Linked DNA regions of Mus musculus: region 1 is linked to region 2. The links are chromatin contacts, found by POLR2A ChIA-PET in ENCODE. All regions are on one chromosome and are shown on one strand. The core of a region is the stretch at or near the end of the contact, and the rest is flanking DNA. Distances in the headings are between cores, read along the strand shown. Region 1 holds the start of Fblim1 (filamin binding LIM protein 1). Region 2 holds the start of B330016D10Rik (RIKEN cDNA B330016D10 gene).

Region 1 (2,700 bases), core at 178-2,677, 54 kb before region 2:
ACAGACAAGAGGCCCCATTGCCAGGTTGGGAACGCACCCAAGGGGCCCCTGGGCACCGGTAGCCTCAGCATAATACTGGGTTCTGTCCTTGGCTCTCATCTGGGGATGGTGGCAGCAATCCAGCCTCTGGGACTAGCAGATCCGGGTGCCTAAGGGGCACTCTCCGGTCTGGCTTGAATCTAGCCTTGTCCAGTGCCCATTGCACAAGCCTCGGTCCTCGCCGGCTTCAGTGTCTGGTCTGTGGGGTGGGACCTATCAGCCCTGGAGTAGAGTCTGGAAGGGTTAGATGAAAGGTTTGAAAGGGACACAAGGGAAGTCTCTAGAAACAGCAGTTACTGTCGTCGTTGTGACTCCACACTGGCGGGTAGAATCAAATGGAAAAATCTAATGGCAAAGACTGGGGAGGCCATTAAGGGGGTGGGGCTTAGTGGGGAGGCGGAGGATGGAGCTGAGCACCCAGACACCCCACTCTGACACCTCTCTTCTGCAGCAATACAAGGACCACCTCGAGGAGCTGTTGTATGTGGGGGGGGGGGGCGAGGAGGGCTGCAGAAGGGGACCTAATCCTTCCTAGTTACCCCCCCCCCATGACTCTGGGTCCAGCTCTCCCCTGCCCAGTCCCCCATTGTGCCTCTAATCGAAAGAACAATCGGCTTGCCTGGGAATCAGACCTAGATTCCTTTCCCCTGCAATGTCTTCAGGTCTCTAGGGACCTGAGCTGTCCAGAGCAGCCCCAACCCAGGCCGCAGGGCCCTGTGCTCTGCTTCTTCAGGGGCCAGTAACAGGGCCGGAAAGCAAACAGGTGACCTGATTGTTTCCCCTGTCTCCTGTAAGGGCCTCTTTCCACTACAGGACCTGAGACCCACTTGTAGAAGGATTCATAGGCTCACACAGGCAGTGACAGCCCAGGACAGCAGATCCAGGTGACTTGCTTCGCTGGGGTGTCTGAAAACCCTACCCCAGGCATCCTTTGAATAAGCCCCGCAACTCCAGTATATGTTAGCATTATCGCTTTAACTCTAGGCCACGTTGCAGAGGTGGGCTGTGCGGACCCCATTTTAGGAATTAAAGATTGAGGCTTAAGAAAACGGGGTTGACAGTCCAGGTCATGCGTCTAGCCTAACTTATGACCCTGAAGGATTTCAGAGTCAGTCTGGCTACAAGTACCCCTCTCCACCAATTGGGGCAGGTGGAGCCTCTCATCCAGGTGACCTAGAGCGAGGTTGGCTAAGGATCCCACTCCCCAGCCCGCCCCGCCCCTCCCCGGTGCACCGTGGGGGTGGGCAGCGGAGGAGGAGCCACAGGGAAGGGGAGGAGTGGTGGGAACAAAGGGAGGGGGCGCGGCCACAGGTGGGGGGGCAGGTAGGGCGAGCCAGCGCCCCCTCCCCGAGCGTCACCTTTTATGGTAAGGCGCGCGCGGGGCGGCGGGCGGAGGGAGGCTGGGGCGGGAGCAAGGGGCGGAGGCGCAGCGCCGGCGGAGGCCGGGCGTGGGGAGCGCGGCAGGTAAGCGGGTGCGGCGTGGGGGTCCTGGCTGTGCTCCCCGGGCAGGGTCAACTTCAGGTGGCCACATGGGCAACTCTCGGCCACCGTACTGAACCCAGCTCGGCGCGGTTGGGGGGCTCGGGGCGGGTACTGTGTCTTGTCCCTGTGTGTCCCAGGATCTCAGCCATTGGGGACTCTGGGAGGCTGTGCGGGGACGGCACAGGGGTCATCTCCTGGCTCTTGATTGGGACGGGTTGAGCAGGGCAGAGGCTCCCGCACAAAGAGGATAGCGTCCCGCATATGGATCGAATTATAGTCACTGCGGTGACCCGGCCAACTGTCCCGCTCTGCTGCTGTGCCAGGGAGCAGAGTTCCCGAGTTCTTTTGCCCCTCCCGGACCCTGTTTCCAGCTCCAGTCTGGAGAGGGAAAGGAGGGTCCTGGGGTCTCCTCGCCTGGCTTGGCGGGGTGTGGAAGTGGGCGATCCCCAAAGTGAGTGCAACTACTCCCCCATCTCCAGGCCAGACCTGAGGTCCCAGGGGGAGAGGCTGGGCAGCGCCCAGATTCCAGCTTTTAACAATGGAGATCACTGTCCTCCAGCCGCAGGGCTCCTTCTTCCCCCCTGGGGCTGAACGACCAGCTGGCCTCCCCAGCCACCCTCCAGGGCAGACTTCTATTCTCTTTATGAATAGAAAGCGAGCCCAGAGAGGTTGAGTGACCGCGTCAAGGTCGCCCAGTACAAAAGACCGGTAGCCTGAGGAGATCTGACTTCTGCGCCTCTTCCTTTCTCTGGTCTAGGAAAGAGGATGAGAGAGGCCCTTAGCCTTCTGAGATCGCAAGGTGTCTTGTGGGAGTGAGTGGGGGGACATTCACTCTTCCACTTTCAGCAAAGTTTAATTCTAGTCCTCAACTTAGATTGCTTATTGGTCTGTGTGAAAGAGCAATGCTTAGAAATGACTCGGAGGTGGCTTTAGAGTGCGGGCAAAGAGTTATCGAGGCCGCCAGCACATCCCCTCCCAGGGGCTGCAGCCTAAGGCCGGCCCTGGCTGGCTGGCTGGCCGGCTCTCAGCCTCCTTCCTTCCTCTTGACAGGAAATGACTTTCTTTCCCTTTGTTCCCACTTTCTCCGCTTACCCAACTGGATCTGGGTGTCTGATTTGCCCTCCGGGGGAGGAAGGATGGGGGTGGAGGGTCTGCTGGGAAGTTTTCATAGAATGCTCC
Region 2 (2,700 bases), core at 76-2,575:
ACGTCAACCATTAGGGGGAAGAAAACTGCACAAAAGCTGGAAGTCAAATTTAGCAGCGTTTTTCAAGTTTTCTGGGTTTGCGAAATAGTGCCAGAATTTTCAGCATTACACACAACTAAGATTCGCATTTTTAAATATTCCTCAAGAAGACATTTGCTTTTTCGGAAAGTGAAAGGGCGATGGATGTCAGGCACGTATTTTATTATTTATTTTTAATAAACTCATAGCTTTTTGAAAATAAGTGGAAGTTAAATCGACAGAAGAAAGCCATCACAGCATATTTATTGTTCAGGCTTCTGGGTCAGGGAGAATGGGCCCTGAAAGCCTTGTGCTCCGAGGGCCAGCCAATGGAAGCCGAGCTCTCAGCGCTCCTCCACCTCGTGGGCTGCACGAGCCCCGCCTCCTGGTGCTAGGTTCCGCGGAGTTTCGGCACCTTTGTTGCTTTCGGGACCGAACTTGACTTTGTTTGCAGAGGTGGAGGATGCCGAGCCCGGTTCGCCCGTAAGCCGCTTCCCACGGCGGCGATTTAAGTTTCCCCACGCAGGATGTCATCCCTCGCACGGGGGGACACACCCCGCTTCCGATGGGCTCCCGGATCCCGCACGCCCTGGGGCTGCCTCTCCCGGTTCACACGCTGCTGCTGCTGCGGCGCCGGCGGCGGCTGCAGAGCCCGAGGGGCCTCGCGACCCCCAGGCGGAGAACAAAGGGGGCCGGGGCCGCGCCCGCCGCCGGCCACGCCCATCGCGAGCCGCGGGGCCGCGCCCCGAGCCCCTCCCCCGCCCCCGGGCCGCGCAAAATGGCGGCCGCGCTACAAAATGGCAGCCGGGCGGGCCGTGGCGTGGGGACGCTGTCCCCGCGCGCGGCCGGGGTTCCTTCCCACGCTGTCCATGAGCTCGCGCGCGTGTGCGCGTCACATCCCCGTGAACCCCGGGGGCCCCCCGAGTGTAGACGGGCAGGTCAGAGCGCACACGGGAGCGGAGCTAAGGAGGACGGGGTTCGGGGACCCCTGACCTAGCGCCTCCCTGCCACTCCCAAGCCCCGGCGGCTGCGCCTCCATCTTTTCAATGTCCCCGCCATTCCGCGTCTCCCAGTCCGCTCCCTTGTCCCCACGCTTCCTCCTTGGATGGGAGTGTGTCGTCGGTCGTGGGCTCGGCTAAGGCCGTGTACTTTTTGTTGGGACTTTTCGCTGTCTTCTCTCAGAAAATGGCTCGCTTTCCATTCATCCCCTCAGGTTCCCTTTGTAGCCCTCTTTCCAGAAACTTCTCAGGGTAGCTCGGCCAGCAGCGGCGGCGAGCTCCGCGGCCTTCTCCACCCTTCACTGTCATCCCACCCCGCGCATGCGCCTGGCGGCGGCGGGCCGCGGCCCAGGCGCGCGCCCGGGAGACTGTGAGAGTGGCGCGGGCGCGCGCGGGTCCGCGGGGGCGGTGCTCTCTCACAATGGAAAGGTTGCCTCCCCCTCCAACGTTTCCCTCCGCGGCGAGCGCAAGCGCACTCGGGCGACCTCGCGTTCCTTGGAGGGGCTGGGAGGAGGGAGAGAAATGGGTGGCCTTGCCGCGCGCGTGCGCAGTTCGGCGCCGTGCATTTTTTTTTTTTTCCGCGTTGCCTGTGTGATGAGAAGTGGATCTGAGGACCTTCTTGTCCTGTCCTCCTTTCTCAACCCCCCCTCCCCCCCCCCCCAGTCTCGAAAACGGGTCCCTCCGGCTTGGAGGCAGGCCGGACAAAGCCGAGGCAGTGGGGTCGTCTTGCCCACCCTCTCCCGATCCACGTTTGAGAGTTTCCCGATGGACCTGGAGACCCTGCAGGCCCCGGGTGTTGGGCTGCCGCATTGTTCTCGCCTGGAAAGCGGAGGCGAAGGTGCCCTTGCTGGCGGGCCGCGTGTGCAGACGGAGCTCGCCGGGCCGCTCGGGTTCCCTTCGCCGTGGGCTTGCGCCGCGGTGACCACAGTGACCGCGATCGCACTTCCCAAGAAGTGTAGTGGAAAGGACTGTCAGGGCTGTGGGTTCCTGGGGGTGGGGGGCGGGGAAACTAAGAAACCCAAAACCCCACTTGTCATGGAGCCCACCTATGTGAACCCAGAGTTTGAAGGGCAGCCAGAGAAATTGCCTCTCGGGTTATTAGTGTGGGGCGGAGTGTGAGCCAGGAGTCTCCGTGAAGAAAGCACGCTGGTTGTGACAGCCCCACGTCGGGGAGACCCCAGGCTGCCCTTGGCCCTGCTGCTCCCCGGCGTGGGGTGGCGTGGGGGTGGCGGAGCGGCCTGCAGGTGTGTGAGCGCCCTTGACCTCTGTGAGGTCACCCGCCCGGGCTCTGGGCGGAGCCGGATCCGCCTTCCCGGTGGGAACCATGAGCTGGTGACCGGTTCCTCCCGGAACCATTAGTGTGGAAAGCCAGGCTAGAGGTAGAATTCTAGCAAAGCTGTAATACACGGGTTGCAAATGAACACTGAGTCATACAGTCTGTAAATTTGGAGAATCCCTGCCGCACGTTTCTCTGAACAGAAATTATATTTAATAGGGTCTTTCAAATCATTTTTCCACCAGTAGGAAAATAAAGCAAATACTGAGTTGGTTTTTTTAAAGTGTCCTAAAACATTAAAAAAAATTTTGGGGGGATTACATTGTTGAATAACTAGGATTTTTAGAAATATCCTTTACCATTTTTGTTTTGTTTTGTTTTTTAAGTTAGCTGCTCACAATGTAGCTC

Evidence for each region. ChIA-PET counts read pairs that join two places held with the same protein, here RNA polymerase II (POLR2A).
Region 1: POLR2A ChIA-PET joins it to region 2 with 11 read pairs in embryonic stem cell. The contact joins the promoter of Fblim1 here to the promoter of B330016D10Rik in region 2. POLR2A ChIA-PET finds 5 or more read pairs at or near these places in 4 of 5 experiments (Patski and embryonic stem cell).

What each region holds. Positions count from the first base shown.
Region 1 is chr4:141,598,651-141,601,350 of GRCm38, reverse strand. It overlaps Fblim1 (filamin binding LIM protein 1), which reads left to right and starts at 1,427. Exons shown (of 9, transcript NM_001163256.1): 1 at 1,427-1,503.
Region 2 is chr4:141,544,787-141,547,486 of GRCm38, reverse strand. B330016D10Rik (RIKEN cDNA B330016D10 gene) reads right to left here and starts at 1,325. Exons shown (of 1, transcript NR_030695.1): 1 at 1-1,325.